Linked DNA regions of Homo sapiens: region 1 is linked to region 2. Evidence: chromatin contacts called from ENCODE Hi-C or POLR2A ChIA-PET data. All regions are on one chromosome and are shown on one strand. The core of a region is the stretch at or near the end of the contact, and the rest is flanking DNA. Distances in the headings are between cores, read along the strand shown.

The links. Hi-C counts contacts between places; a loop is a spot of excess contacts on that map. ChIA-PET counts read pairs that join two places held with the same protein, here RNA polymerase II (POLR2A). Pooled maps may share reads with other maps.
Region 1: a map of natural killer cell shows a loop between it and region 2 (7-fold over the local background). The contact joins two enhancer-like sites. A Hi-C loop is called at or near these places in 1 of 168 maps with a recorded cell type or tissue (natural killer cell), 2 of 37 single-sample maps with no recorded cell type and 4 of 50 pooled maps. POLR2A ChIA-PET finds 5 or more read pairs at or near these places in 1 of 52 experiments (GM10248).

Annotation. Positions count from the first base shown.
Region 1 is chr17:20,697,504-20,704,462 of GRCh38, forward strand. It overlaps the pseudogene LOC100287072. Among named protein-coding and RNA genes, the nearest start is that of LINC02088, 68 kb to the left of the region's middle. RefSeq lists enhancers at 840-1,340, 1,126-1,215, 1,306-1,355, 1,341-1,841, 1,366-1,515. Within about 2 kb of position 1,533, at least 5 of the 41 ENCODE cell types and tissues checked have a DNase peak (open chromatin) inside an H3K27ac peak, as active enhancers do.
Region 2 is chr17:20,644,110-20,651,032 of GRCh38, forward strand. LOC105371583 (a long non-coding RNA gene) reads right to left here. Exons shown (of 3, transcript XR_934317.3): 3 at 5,138-5,393. It also overlaps the pseudogene LOC100287072 and the pseudogene LOC729334. Among named protein-coding and RNA genes, the nearest start is that of LINC02088, 14 kb to the left of the region's middle. Within about 2 kb of position 5,167, at least 2 of the 41 ENCODE cell types and tissues checked have a DNase peak (open chromatin) inside an H3K27ac peak, as active enhancers do.

The DNA.
Region 1 (6,959 bases), core at 283-2,782, 50 kb after region 2:
CCTCGGCCTCCCAAAGTGCTGGGATTACAGGCGTGAGCCACCGCACCCAGCCACAGATGTTTTATACTCTGGGTATAAGACTCTGACTCTCAAATCTGACAAACGAAAACTTGAAGCTTTAAAAAAAAAAGAAATGGTTGGAAGTTGGGAAACTTCTCATTTAAAAGTTCCAGACAATTTTTGTGTTCTCTAACAGTGAAGACTGAAGTTTTCCCTGGGACTGATGCCCTTGTTTTGGTGAAAGTCTTCTGAAAGGACCTGTTAGTTGTGCAGAAGTAAGGCTAGGCCTCCTCCTGTTCTCGGGGCTCAGGGTGTGAGTGGTCTGAGGCCCGCCATCGACCCCGGTGCCTCAGTGGCAGATCGAGTGTCTCTCATCCCTTGTGGCCACTTGATCTGCTGAATTCTGAGTCGGATGTGTTGAAGTCTCTTCCTCTGAACTGTGGTTTGTGTAAAAAGCTTTGATTTCTAAGAGATTATGTCGAACCATACATAAAGGTTTCTAGCCCTATCTTCTTGGTGGTGGCTTTTACCTTTAATTTTAGTTAGTCCTTTTAATCTTGAAGTATACATTTTGCAATACCAATATTACTGTTTCCATCTATGTTTTGAGGTTAGAAATCAGAGTTGGAGGCAGGGTCTGGGCCCAGGTGCTCTTGCCAGGGCTGCTTTCTAGGGTAGAATGGAGGAAGAGCCTTGGGCAAGGGCCAAGACCACTGGCCACTGTCGCCAGGGGAGCACTCAAAAGTCAGGGCTGTGCCTGGGAGCAAGAGGGACTCCAAAGACCCAGAGCAGATCTGGAGCACTGTGAGTTGGAGGAGTTGGGGTCGGACGGCAGCCTACAAGGGTGAGGGTGGTGAGAAAGCAGGGTGAACAGAGAAGGACAGATGTGGCCCGCTCAGGGATCCACACCAGTGTATGGAAACTGAGGCCCAGAGACCACCAGCCAGTAAATAGCTGGACCCAGGGAGGCCAACTCCACAGTACGCACCCTTAACTACCATGCCGGGTAGCATCCTTACTGTCCCAGAAGCATGCTTGCTTCCTCTTTACACAAACCATCCCACTCTACACCTCTTCCCCTGAGCGCACAGGACAGGACAGGACAGCTCAGTCAACACTGTCAAACCCATGACTCATGGGAGGAGCATCCCTCCAGGCATGAGTGAGCTCAGCATGGCACAGGTGTGCCAGGATGACCCCTACTGACATTTCTTCCCTGCTTGTGTACTCTTTGGGATGCTCCCACCCCTATCTCCTGCCACCCTCAGAGCCCCATAACTGTGTCCCCCTGGCTGAGGCAGCCCTGTGCCCACGGCCCTGGAACTCACTGGGCTCAGATAGGGAGCCTGGGAACCGCTGAAGGCCATCTCCACCGCCTCTGTGGCCACCGCTGCCTTTCACACCTGCCAGGCAGTCCTTTGCAGAAGGAATGACTTAACAAAGAAATAGAAACCAAAGCAACTTGGCTGTTATTCAATGGGGAGGAGCCGGCAGCAAGAGGAAGTGGGTCCAGAGAGAGAAAGGTGGTAGGGTGCTGGTTGAACTGGGGTGACACTCATAGAGGGAAGTAGGCACTCCCAGCCCCAGTGACCTTTCCCTCCTCCCTCTCCTGTGCTCAACCCCAGCCTGAAGCATAATTGGTTTATAGAGGTCTACAATGCTTGACCACACTGACATGACAGTGAGTTGCCAGATGACACTGCCCAGAAGTATGTGGCTGGGTGTCCTAAGCATGCTTGGCCACTGGTTCCAGAAAATAATGGGGCTGGGCATTGCCTGTGCACAGGGTGCTTGTGGGGAAGGGCGGCTTCAACCCATTTTACATATAGAGAAGCTGAGGCTCAGAGTCTAAGGGAGATGCCCCAGGTCACACAGCTAATTCGTGGCAGCCTGAGCTATATGAAGATTCTCAGACTCTTCAAAAAGTATTTCTCCTCTTTAAATTTCTATTCTTCATGTAAAAACATAATTATGTAGAAGGGAATATTTTGCATGAAAAACACTATAATGAAGATTTTTATTCTAGAGTATGTGGTGCCCAGGAGCTTCTGATCCTCCCTCTCAGTGAATCTCTCTTTTTTCTCTTCTCCATCCTTATTTTCTGAGCTTTAGGATGGGGAGAGAAGTCTTGGACATAACAGAACATTTCAAGCGACATGGGAGTGGGAAGGAACATATGGCATGAACTGCCTTTAATTGGCTTCAGCAGCTAGTTAGGGGAAATAATTGGCTGAAACAGAGAATAACAGGATAGGCTGCAGAGGGGAGAGGGAGCCATGAAATAAACTTACCTGAAGTTGACCAGGTCCCAACGATGTGCTGGCGAGAAGGCCCAGAACTCAAGCTGGGGATGGGCGGGTAAGGACCATACAGGCTCGAGGGGATGGCAGGTGCCCCAGGCCATACGTGAGTCTGCACGTCTCTTCCTTCCTGTGCTCTGCCTAGATGCACTAGAATTTGCAGATGAATTCCTTTGAGATGCTCCCATAGACTGAGGCCGTGTGTGTCGTCTGCACTCTCCATCCCATTATGTTCTGGATCAAGTAGAATCTGACCAAGTTAAGGAATAGACAGTACAAGGGGAGCAGAAAGGAGAGAAAGGAAGGGAAATTCTTTGCAATCCTCTCGAACACCAGGAATATTTTCATCACGTCACGTCATTTGTAGGCAATCACCAATTGATTGGGATATGGAACAACTGGAACTATCATTCATAGCAGACTTGAGTGTAAAATAATCCAACTTAAAAAAATGGGCAGGGCGTGGTGGCTCATGCCTGTAATCCCAGCCCTTTGGGAGGCTGAAGCGGGAGGATCACTTGAGTCCAGGAGGTTGAGACCAGCCTGGCCAAGATAGGAAGACCCTGTCTCTACATATAATTTACAAGGCAAATTAGCCAGGTGTGGTGGTGGACACCTGTGGTCCCAGCTATGTGGGAGGCTGAGGTGGGAGGCTCACTTGAGCCCAGGAGGCCGAGGCTGCAGTGAACCCTCATCACGCCACTGAGCTCCAGCCTAGGTAATAGAGCAAGACTGTCTCAAAAAATTAAAAAAAAAAAAAAAAAAAAAAAACTGCTTGGTGAGTTGTAATACAGTCAAATATCTACTTCTATGTTCTGGCTTTTCTACTTCTGAAAAATTACCCAAGAGAAAGGAAAACATATTTGTCTGTTTTTAAAAGCTTTACTCATCGTAGCCCCAAGCTGGTAACAATGCAAATGGTCACCAACAGAAGAAGGGAGAAATGAATTGTGGTTTTCACACCACAGGGTGGCCCTCAGCAATAAAAAGGAGCTAGGCCACAGGAAACGTCAATGAGCCTTGCAACTGAGCGGAAGAAGCCAGATCCAAACAGACACATGCTGTGAGAATTCCATTCGAGTCAAGTTGAACAACAGGCCAGAGTGGCGTTACCCTTGGGAGTCACTGACTGGGAGGGGCACGAAGGAGTCTTGGAGAGGCTGGAAATGTTCTGGATCTGGTTCTGGGTGGTGGTCCCACAGGTGTTTACATCCATTAACAACAGGCTGAGGCTGGGTGCAGCAGCTGACACCTGTAATTCAGCACTTTGGGAGACTGAGGCAGGAGGATTGCTTGAGTCCAGGAGTTTGAGACCAGCCTGGGCAGCATAGCAAGACCTTCTGTGTACTAAAAATCAAAAAACTTAGTGAGGCATGGTGGTGCATGCCTGTAGTCCCAGCTACAGGGAGGCTGAGGCAGGAGGATTGCTTGAGCCTGGGAGGCTGAGGCCACAGTGAGCTATGATCACACCACTGCACTGCAGGTTGAGTGACAGAGCAAGACCCTGTCTCAAAACAAAACAAAACTCAAACAGAAAACCAGGATCTGTACATTTTACTCTACCTAGACGATATCTCCGTAAAATACTGCTAAAAGAAAATATCTCCCAGAGCCCAAGGAGACACAGGCACAGCTAAGAGTTCCAGCAGTTTAGCACCTTAGCATCACCTTGAGCCTTGGAGGTGAGTCACAGTTAAGCAGCTTCACTAGTGAGTCCAGCCCATAAAGGAGGGCCCTCTGCTCCACACCCTGTCTGGAGGTGCCCCAGTAAGGTCATACCCAAAGGCTGACATGTTTTTAGACTAATCAACACAGTACAGTAGGGAGGCACTTCGAGGCACAGTGCCAGGCCACTGAGAGTTCTGACTTCGGCACCCTTCAGTCACCACAATCCATTCCCAGTGGTTAGCTCTGGTCTTCAGGAGACTAGAAGCAGCCCTCGGGAATGTTCCTGCTCAGAGCTCTAGTGTTCAAAGTCACAGACCCTTCTCGGAGGCTCTCTGTTCTCTGCCCTATAGACTGAGGGAGTCTGCCACCTCACGCTCATTAGGATGCCTATGATTAAAAAAAAAATCCAGAAAATAACAACTTTTGGCTAGAATGTGAGTAAACTGGAACCCTGTGAAAACAGCATGGCTGTTCCTCAAAAACCTCATCATAGAATTACTATATGGTCCAGCAATTCCACTTCTGGGTATATCCCCCAAATAACCAAAAGCAGGAACTCAAAGAGACATGTGAACACCCAGGTTTGTAGCAGCATCATTCACAAAAGCCAAGAGGTGAAAGCAACACGTGTCCATCAATGGATGAGTGGTCAACAAAATGTGGGCCAGACATACATTCAGCCCTAAAAAGGAAGGAAATTCTGGCACATGCCACAACATGGATGGTCCTTGAGAACATTAAGTGAAATAAAAGTCATAAAAGAACAAGCACTGTAGGCTGGGTGCGGTGGCTCACACCTGTAATCCCAGCACTTTGGGAGGCCAAGGTGGGAAAATCACCTGAGGTCAGGAGTTCAAGACCAGCCTGGCCAACATGGTGAAACTCCGTCTCTATTAAAAATATAAAAAGTAGCCGGGCGTGGTGATGAGTGCCTGTAGTCCCAGCTACTCAGGAGGCTGAGGCAGGAGAATCGCTTGAACCTGGGAGGCAGAGGTTGCAGTGAGCTGAGATCGCACCACTGCACTCCAGCCTGGGCAACAAAGTGAGACTGTCTCAAAAAAAAAAAAAAAAAGAAAGAAAAAGCACTGTATGATTTCACTTGTCTGAGATACCTAGAGTGGCCAGAATCAACAAAAGAAAGTAGAACGGTGGTTAGGGGCTGGTAGGAGGGGGAATGAAGACTTGTCATTTAATAGGTATAGAGTTCTGGTTTTACAAGATGAAAAGAGTTTTGTGGATGGATGGTAGTGATAATTGTATAACAGCATGAATGTTCTTAATACCTCTGAACTGTATACCTAAAACTGGTTAATATGGTACATTTTATATTATGTGTGTTTTACCACAATTAATTTTTTTTTTTAAATGGGGTCTAACTCTGTCATCCAGGCCAGAGTGTAGTGGTGTGATCTCAGTTCACCACAACCTCCTCGCCACCCCCACCCCTTCTCACCACCCTCGGGCTCAAACCATCCTCCCACCTCAGCCTCCTGAGTAGCTGTGACCACAGGCTCATGCCACCATGTTCGGCTAATTTTTTGTACTTTTGGTAGAGACAGGGTTTCGCCCTCTTGCCCAGGTTCATCTCAAACTCCTGAGCTCAAGTGAATCTGCCCACCTTGGCATCCCAAAATGCTGGGATTTACAGGCATGAACCACTGCACCTGCCTGCAATTAAAATTTTTAAAAATGTGGCCGGGCACGGTGGCTCATGCCTGTAATTCTAGCACTTTGGGAGGCCAAGGTGGGAGGATCACCTGAGGTCAGGAGTTCGAGACCTGCCTGGCCAACATGGTGAAACCCAGTCTCTACTAAAAGAACAAAAATTAGCCGGGTGTGGTAGTAGGTGCCTGTAATCCCAGCTATTTGGGAGACTGAGGCAAGAGAATCGTTTGAACCCAGGAGGCAAAGGTTGCAGTGAGCCAAGATCGTGCCATTGCACTCCAGCCTGGGCAACATGAGTGAGACTTCATCTCAAAAAAAAAAAAATTTTTTTTAAATGTAAGTATGATGGTCTCTATGAACCAGACTGAGAATCTACCACTGCCAGGTTTATTCTGTTCCCTGTCCCCCCACAGGGCCTTACCCTAGGCACTTCCTTCAGGGTGTTTAGGACAGGCTGGTCTCTGCTTGACAGGTGCTATGATTTGAATGTGGTTTGTGCCAACCAAAACTCATGTTGAAATTTACTTGCCAACATGATGGTGTTTGGAGGCAGGGTCTTTAAGAGGTGACTGGGTTATCAGGATGGATGAATGACTTCCTCTGGGTGAGTTATCAAGAGAATGGATTAGCTCTCCTGAGAGTAGGTTGTTATAAAGCAGGTCAGCCTATTTTGTTCTCTCTCTCTGGCACACGCTTGCTTGCCCTTCTGCTTCTCTGCCATGTTAGGACACAGGTCAAAGGCCCTCACCAGAAGCTGACCAGATGAGCTGCCCAATCTTGGACTTCCCAGCCTCTAGAACTGTGAACCAAAGTAAATCTCTTTTCTTTGTAAATTACCCAGCCTCAGGGTGCATTCCTAAGGTATATCAGATAACTCTGGGTGACAGGACTTAGGCAGAACTTCATTATCAGCCTCTCAAGCCTGAGTGAAATGTTTTCATTTTAGACATTCTAATAGTTGTGTAGTGGTGTCTCATTAATGGTTTTAATTTGCATTTCCTTAAAGAGTGATGATGTTGAACATTTATTCAGTTGGTTATTTATGCCTGTGTCTCTTCTTTTTTTGCATTGTCTGTTTCAACGTGTTGCCCATTTATAAACTTAGATGGTTTTCTCATTATTTAGTTTTGAGAGTAATTTACATATTTTGGATGAGAGTACTTTTCTTTTTTTTTTTTTTTTGTTGGTATTTAACAAGACTTGACAGATGCAAGCACTTTATCAGAAATCTGATTTTCAAATATTTTCTCTTAGCCTGGGACTATCTTTTCATTTTTTCAACAGTGTCTTTCAAAAGCAGTCCTTAAATTTTTTTGAATGTGCCAA
Region 2 (6,923 bases), core at 3,917-6,416:
CCCGGGTTCAAGCGATTCTCCTGCCTCAACCTCTTGAGTAGCTGGGATTACAGGCATGTGCCACCACACCTGGCTAATTTTTGTATTTTTAGTAGAGACAGGGTTTCTCCATGTTGGTCAGGCTGGTCTTGAACTCCCGACCTCAAGTGATCTGCCTGCCTCGGCCTCCCAAAGTGCTAGGATTAAAGGTGTGAGCCACCACACCTGGCCAGTAGGTTTCTTATTACTGACTCAGTCTCCTCACTTCCTCACTAGTTGTAGGTCTATTCAGATTTTCTGTTTCTTAATGTGTCAGTTTTGGTAGATTGTGTGTTTCTAGGAATATGCCCATTTTATCCAGGTTATAAAATTTATTGGTATACTGCTGTTCATAGTATTCTCTTATAATCTTTTTTATTTTCATAAAATAAGTAATACTGTTTCCAATTTCACTTCTGATTTTAATAATTTGAGTCTTCTCTCTTTTTCTTAGTAAATTTCCCTTCTGATTTTGATGATTTGAGTTTTCTCTTTTTCTTAACAAATTTCATTTCTGATTTTGATAATTTGAGTCTTCTTTTTATTAGTCTAGCTAATGTGTTGCTAATTTTGTTGATCTTTTAAAGAGCTAGCTTTTGGTTTTATTGATTTTCTCTATTGTTTTTCCATCTGTATGTTGTTTATCTCTGCTGTAATCATTATTTCCATCTGCTAGCTTTGGGTTTGGTTTGCTCTTCCTTTTCTATTTCCTCAAGGTGTATAATTAGGTTATGATCTGGTTATGTTTCTTCTTTTTCAGTGTATGCGTTTACATAAACTTCCCTCTTCACATTGTTTTATTGTATCCCATAACTTTTGGCATGTTGCCTTTTCATTTTCCTTTGTCTCAAGATATTTTCAAATTTCCCTTGTCATTTCTTCTTTGACCAGTTGAAGAAGAGTGTGTTTAATTTCCACATGTGTGAATTTTCCAGTTCTCCTTCTGTTATTGATTTGTAGTTTTATAACATTGTGATCAGAAAAGATACTTTGAATTATTTTAAATTTTTAAGAATGTGTTAAGGTTTGTTTTGTGGCCTAACATGTGGTCTATCCTGGAGAACGTACCATGTGCACTTGAGAGGAATGTGTATTCTCCTGTTGTGGGGTAGAGTGTTGTGTATATGTCTGTTGTGTCCAGTTGGTTTGTAGTGTTGTTCAAGTCCTGTATTTTCTTATTGATCTGTCTGGTTGTTCTACTGTTGAAAGTGAAGTATTGAAATATCCTAGTATTAGTGTAAGAGTATTTCTCCCTTTCATTCTGTCAATTTTTAAAAATATATTTTGGGATCCTGCCATTAGGTTTATATAAATTTATAATTGTTATATCTTCTTGCTGTGTTCCTTTTTATTTTTATTTATTTATTTTAGATGGAGTTTCACTCTTGTTGCCCAGGCTGGAGTGCAATGGCGTGCTCTCAGCTCACTGCAGCCTCCACCTCCAGGGTGCAAGTGATACTCCTGCCTCAGCCTCCCAAGTAGCTGGGGTTACAGGCGCCTGGTACCACACCTGGCTAATTTTTTGTTTTTTGTTTTTTAAGACAGAGTCTCACTCTGTCACCAGGCTGGAGTGCAGTGGCGCTGTCTCGGCTCACTGCAACTTCTGACTCACTGGTTCAAGTGATTCTCCTGCCTCAGCCTCCCAAGTAGCTGGGATTATAGGCACATGCCACCATGCCCAGCTAATTTTTGTATTTTTGATAGAGACAGGGTTTCACCCTGTTGGCCAGGATGGTCTCGATCTCCTGACCAAGTGATCCACCTGCCTCGGTTTCCTAAAGTGCTGGGATTACAGACGTGAGACACCGCGCCTGGCCAATTTTTTGTATTTTTTAGTAGAGACAGAATTTTCACCATGTTGACCAGGCTGGTGTCGAACTCCTGACCTCAGGTGATCCACTCGCCTCGGCCTCCCAAAGGGCTGGGTTTACAGTCCTGAGCCACCTGCCTGGCTTCCCTTTGTTAATATATACCTTAACAATGTATATTTTCTCCCATTCTATAGGTTGTCTGTTTACTCTGTTGATAGTTTCTTCTGAAGACAGTGGAATACTGTGCAGCAACTAAAGTAGCCACCTAGCAGGATGTGTACCAGTATGGATACATTTTGAAAACACAGCTAAAAGCAAGGTGCAAGGGCATAATAGGCATAAGATGGTGAGGGATAGAGCATATTACCATGTTACAAACCCGACACTCTAAAAGCACAATATAGTATATATAACATTGTGTAAAACACTCAAAACACCCAGAACAATACTAGGCATTATCATGGATACATACATTATAGTAAAAGTGAAAAACCATTCAAGGGATGACCACATAGCAATTTTAGGATAATGCTTATTACTCTCTGAGGTGGGAGGGTACATTGAAGCTTTAAAAAATTCTTCCTAGATTAAAAAGATTTTGCAAGTGTGGCAAAATTTAACTTGTTAAGTCTGGGTACCTGTTTATCATTATTCTTGGTAGTTTCCTGTATATTTAAAATATTAACAATCAAAAATTGCACAGGTGGAAGGACTGTACTGTGCCACTTTTCTGCTTCTGGTATGCGTATGTTTCAGTGCTCTGTGCCTTCCACTGTGGTTCTCTATCAGGTTCATAGTGTATTTCTCTAAAGAAACATTGTAACTTACTGCTAAGTATCTTTTGGCTAAGGAGATTGAAGATCAGCCTTGCTTCAGGGGTGTTGTTCACAGCTTAGCCGCAGAGGGCGCCACCCCATAGCTGATGTGCGGTGGGGCGGCCACACCAGGCAGCCCTCTTGGTACAGGGCCAGTGCCTCCCAGGGAAGCACTGCTCCCCCAGCTGCAGGAAAGAGAAATATTTAAGTGCGTGCAGATTTCCCTTTCGCTTGTAGGAAGGGGTACAGAATCCAGCCATTTGGAAGCATACATCATGTTTCTCTGACTGTTCGTGGCCTCGGCTGTTTCTGAGGCTAATAATGCAAGAAACAGCACATGCCAAAGGCGTCTTTGCCACTGTGTCCATGAGCCTGCTGCTCACTTGCCAGGGGCTTTTTGTGATGTATTATTTTAGATTGAGGGGGTTCGTGTACAGGTTTGTTACATGGGTGTATTGTGTCGTGATGGGGCTTTGGCTTGTAGTGGACTGATCGCTGTGGGAACTTTGTTGTTAAACCGACCAGGGAACTTTCCTTTTATTTTAAGTGGAAAAAGAATATTCATACCTGAAGGAGATGGATAATCACCAAGCAGAACAGCTAAACAGAACCAGCCTAAAGCTGCAAGAAGCATCATCAGAGAGTGATGCAGAGATCAAAGACATGAAAGAAACCATGTTTGCACTGGAAGATCAGGTGGAACAGCACTGGGTTATCAAGTTACACAGTACTCAACTTATCAGTGAGCTAAAAAATAAGTGGGGTCAAGCCCAGGTGAAATGTGGATTGGAAGTGAGTAGGACACTAAAGAACCCAGCAGCAGTGGGTGACTGTGGGAAGGTTTTTGACTGTGTGTTGGCTGGGGTTTATGAAGAGTCTTTCATTTGAGTGTGCTATAATCTCCTGGGAAGAATGTCACCTAAGAAACAATCATTAATCTCTTAAACTAAGTTGAAAACTGGATAACAGAAGAAAAGAGTAAGCAACATAAGTGACTGTGAAAAATAGCAAATGCTTTGTTGTTTGTTGTTGTTTTAGAGAGAGGGTCTCAGTCTGTTGCCCAGACTGGAGTGCAGTGGTATGACCATACTCACCACAGCCTCAAACTTGTGGGCTCAAGCGATTGTCCCAAATCAGTCTCCCAGAGCACTGGGATTACAGATGTGAATCACTGTACCCAGCCACAAATGTTTCTTGTCTGTGCTAGATGTGCTGTGTGTGAGCCATGCTGCTGCCACTGTCTCTAAGCAGCCTGATGGGCTTGGAGGCCACAAGTTGGGACACTTCAGCTGTGACTGTATGAGAGTTCACAGGGACTTTTCCTAAGGACATTCTGTGGGGTAGGAATGGGTTATTCAGAAGAAATACCTTGCCAAGCATTGACACTGTGTTGTCACCAAGCATTGACACTGTGTTGTCTCTTGGAGCTGATAGAGATGGATGATAGGTGTCAGAGTGGATGAAAAATGTGTGCTCTTGGTCTAAAGAAGAAAACAATTCCTGCATGTGTGCCATTGATGGTAGGATATCAAGTAACTTACAGATGTTGGCCACTTAGTTGCTGAAGAGGCATCATTATGAGGCTTATGAGCTCATTGTTTACTTTGACTTGGGAAAAGAAATTTTTAAAAGGGATTAAACGTTGCCTGCTTTGTCCAAATGACCTTTATCAAATTATCACATCTAATGTGCTTCGCTTTTGTGACAAAAGACAATGGACATGGCCAGGTGTGGTGGCTCACGCCTGTAATCTTAGCACTTTGGGAGGTCGAGGTGGATGGATCACCTGAGGTCAAGAGTTCGAGACCAACTTGGCCAACATGATGAAACCTTGTCTCTATTAAAAATACAAAAATTAGCCAGGTGAGGTGGCGGGTGCCTGTAATCCCAGCTACTTAGGAGGCTGAGGCAGGAGAATCGCATGAACCCAGGAGGTGGAGGTTGCAGTGAGCTGAGATCACACCATTGCCCTCTAGCCTGGGAAACAGAGTGAAACTCTGCCTCAAAAAAAAAAAAAAAGAAAAGGTTTAATGGGCAAAGCATTTAGGTCACACCAGCCATTACTAAGAATAGCCTGGTCAGTTGCCTGAGAAGTTCCCCACACCGTGCAGTTGATCCTCCTTATTCACAGATTCACAGATTGCACATTTGTGAATTCACCTGCTTGCTAAAAATTTTTTTTTTTTTAGTTGGAGTTTTGCTCTTGTTGCCCAGGCTGGAGTGCAATGGTGCAATCTTGGCTCACTGGAGGTTATCCTGCCTCAGCCTCCCGAGTAGCTGGGATTACAGGCATGCGCCACCATGCCCGGCTAATTTTGTATTTTTTTAGTAGAGATGGAGTTTCTCCATGTTGGTCAGGCTGGTCTTGAACTCCCGACCTCAGGTGATCCACCCGCCTTGGCCTCCCAAAGTGCTGAGATTACAGGCATGAGCCACTGCGTCCAGCTGCTCAAATGTATTTTAACCCCCAAATCAACACACAGAGTACTTCCACAGAGTCATTTTTGTCATTTTTGGACATGCACAGAGAAGTGAAAAAGTTGAGTCATCCAGTGCTTATGCTCCCCACTGAGGTCAGACAGACACTTTACCTTCTCATGCTGTACATATATCTTTTCCATGGTCTGTTTAGTACTGTGCTTTTAGCATTCTTTTGCTTGGTTTTGGTGACTTCGCTGTTTAAAATGGCCCCAAGTGCAGTGCTGCAGTGCTGTCCACTGTCCCTAAGCGCAGGGAGGCTGAGAGAGACCTGCAGAGAAGACACGTATGTTAGGGAAGTTTCTTGAAGGCATGAGCTCCTGTGCTGTTAAGCCTGAGTTACTGAATCGACAACACAGTACATCAGAGAAAGGGAGAGGAAGTTCGACAATATGTATGTAAAGCTGCCCTGACATGCTAAAGGGACATCTGTAGAGTGTGATGCAGCTGTGGAAAAGATGGAAAAGCAGCCAAATTTATGGATTCATGAGAAGACAGCCAATTTTAAAAAGCAGTGGGCAACATTATTGTGAGACTGAAAACCAAAGACACGTACGTGCACATCGTCTCAGGTCAGGAAAATATTAAATCCTTCTTGGCTAGTGCTGGTCGGCTCCTAGGTTTCAAAAGGCTGTAAGGTGTGAGAATGGTTAACGTTGCAGGCAGGGCAGGTTGTACAGATCAGGAGACTGAGGAAAAATTTAAAAATACTTGCTCAGTGTTAGGAAGAAGGAAATAGGAAGAATGAGTTTCCACTACTGATGAGACTTGCTTGTTTTATGGAGATATTGCCAGATGCAACTCTGTGCACGAACCTGAGAATTGACTGTGTATTCCAGATATTGATTAGTTGGTTAGAGTGAGAGTTGACAGCACCTGCCTCGTTTCTTCTTGAACATGACACGCAGTAGAACTGTGGAACCTCAGCATTCAGTGTCGGTGCCATCCAGGCTGTTCTCAGGATACAGCTGAAAACCTGGACACCATTATCATCAGTGTATCCTTCCAAACCCAGCACCATGATTGTGAAGAAAAGTCAAAGAAGACAAGTTCTGTTCTGTTTTGTTTTTGTTTTTGTGATATTTTGCTGTTGAGAATGGGGTTGTATTGTCCCTAAATCCTTAAAAGTCAGCACAGACACACCAAGAAAACCAGCGTATAATTAATGTCCACAGCAAAATTTAGGCCCACCGCTGTGGTTATATCATCATATATCCAGGACTGACAATAACCCAAGCCATCTTTTGAAAAGCTGTTAAACTTTTTAAAAGGATTTTGAAGTATTATTCAGATATCTTTTTGCTCAGAGACCCCGAGACACACGGATCCAGCCCTAGACCGATCACTCCTTCCCATGAGATCCTGATGGGAGAGAAATGGACTGAAAAATGAAAGGAAATTAGGGGGTGTTTTCTACTCAGCAGAATAATCCCAGACGCAGACTCCCAGGCCCACTAGAACTAGAACTGCTGGGGTAGGACCTGCCCACAAGCATCTTTTTAGCCTTCTCTGGTGATTCTGATTCACAGCCTTCATAGAAAACTGCTCTAGGTTAGAGCATGACGACCTATTGAGGAATTTCAGCTTGGTGACTGACACCATCAGATTTAAACTCGAATGACTCTGATAGCCGTATGGAGAGAATGGGAGGCAAGGAGAACAAGGGGCTGCAGGTGTCCTTAAGTAGGGAGAGGCAGGCAAGCCACCTGGGAAGATGTCAAACGCACACATCCTCGGGTTCTGTCTGCCCTTGGAGATTCTGCCTCCAGGTGTCTGGAGTGTGGACTAGAACATCGGTGCT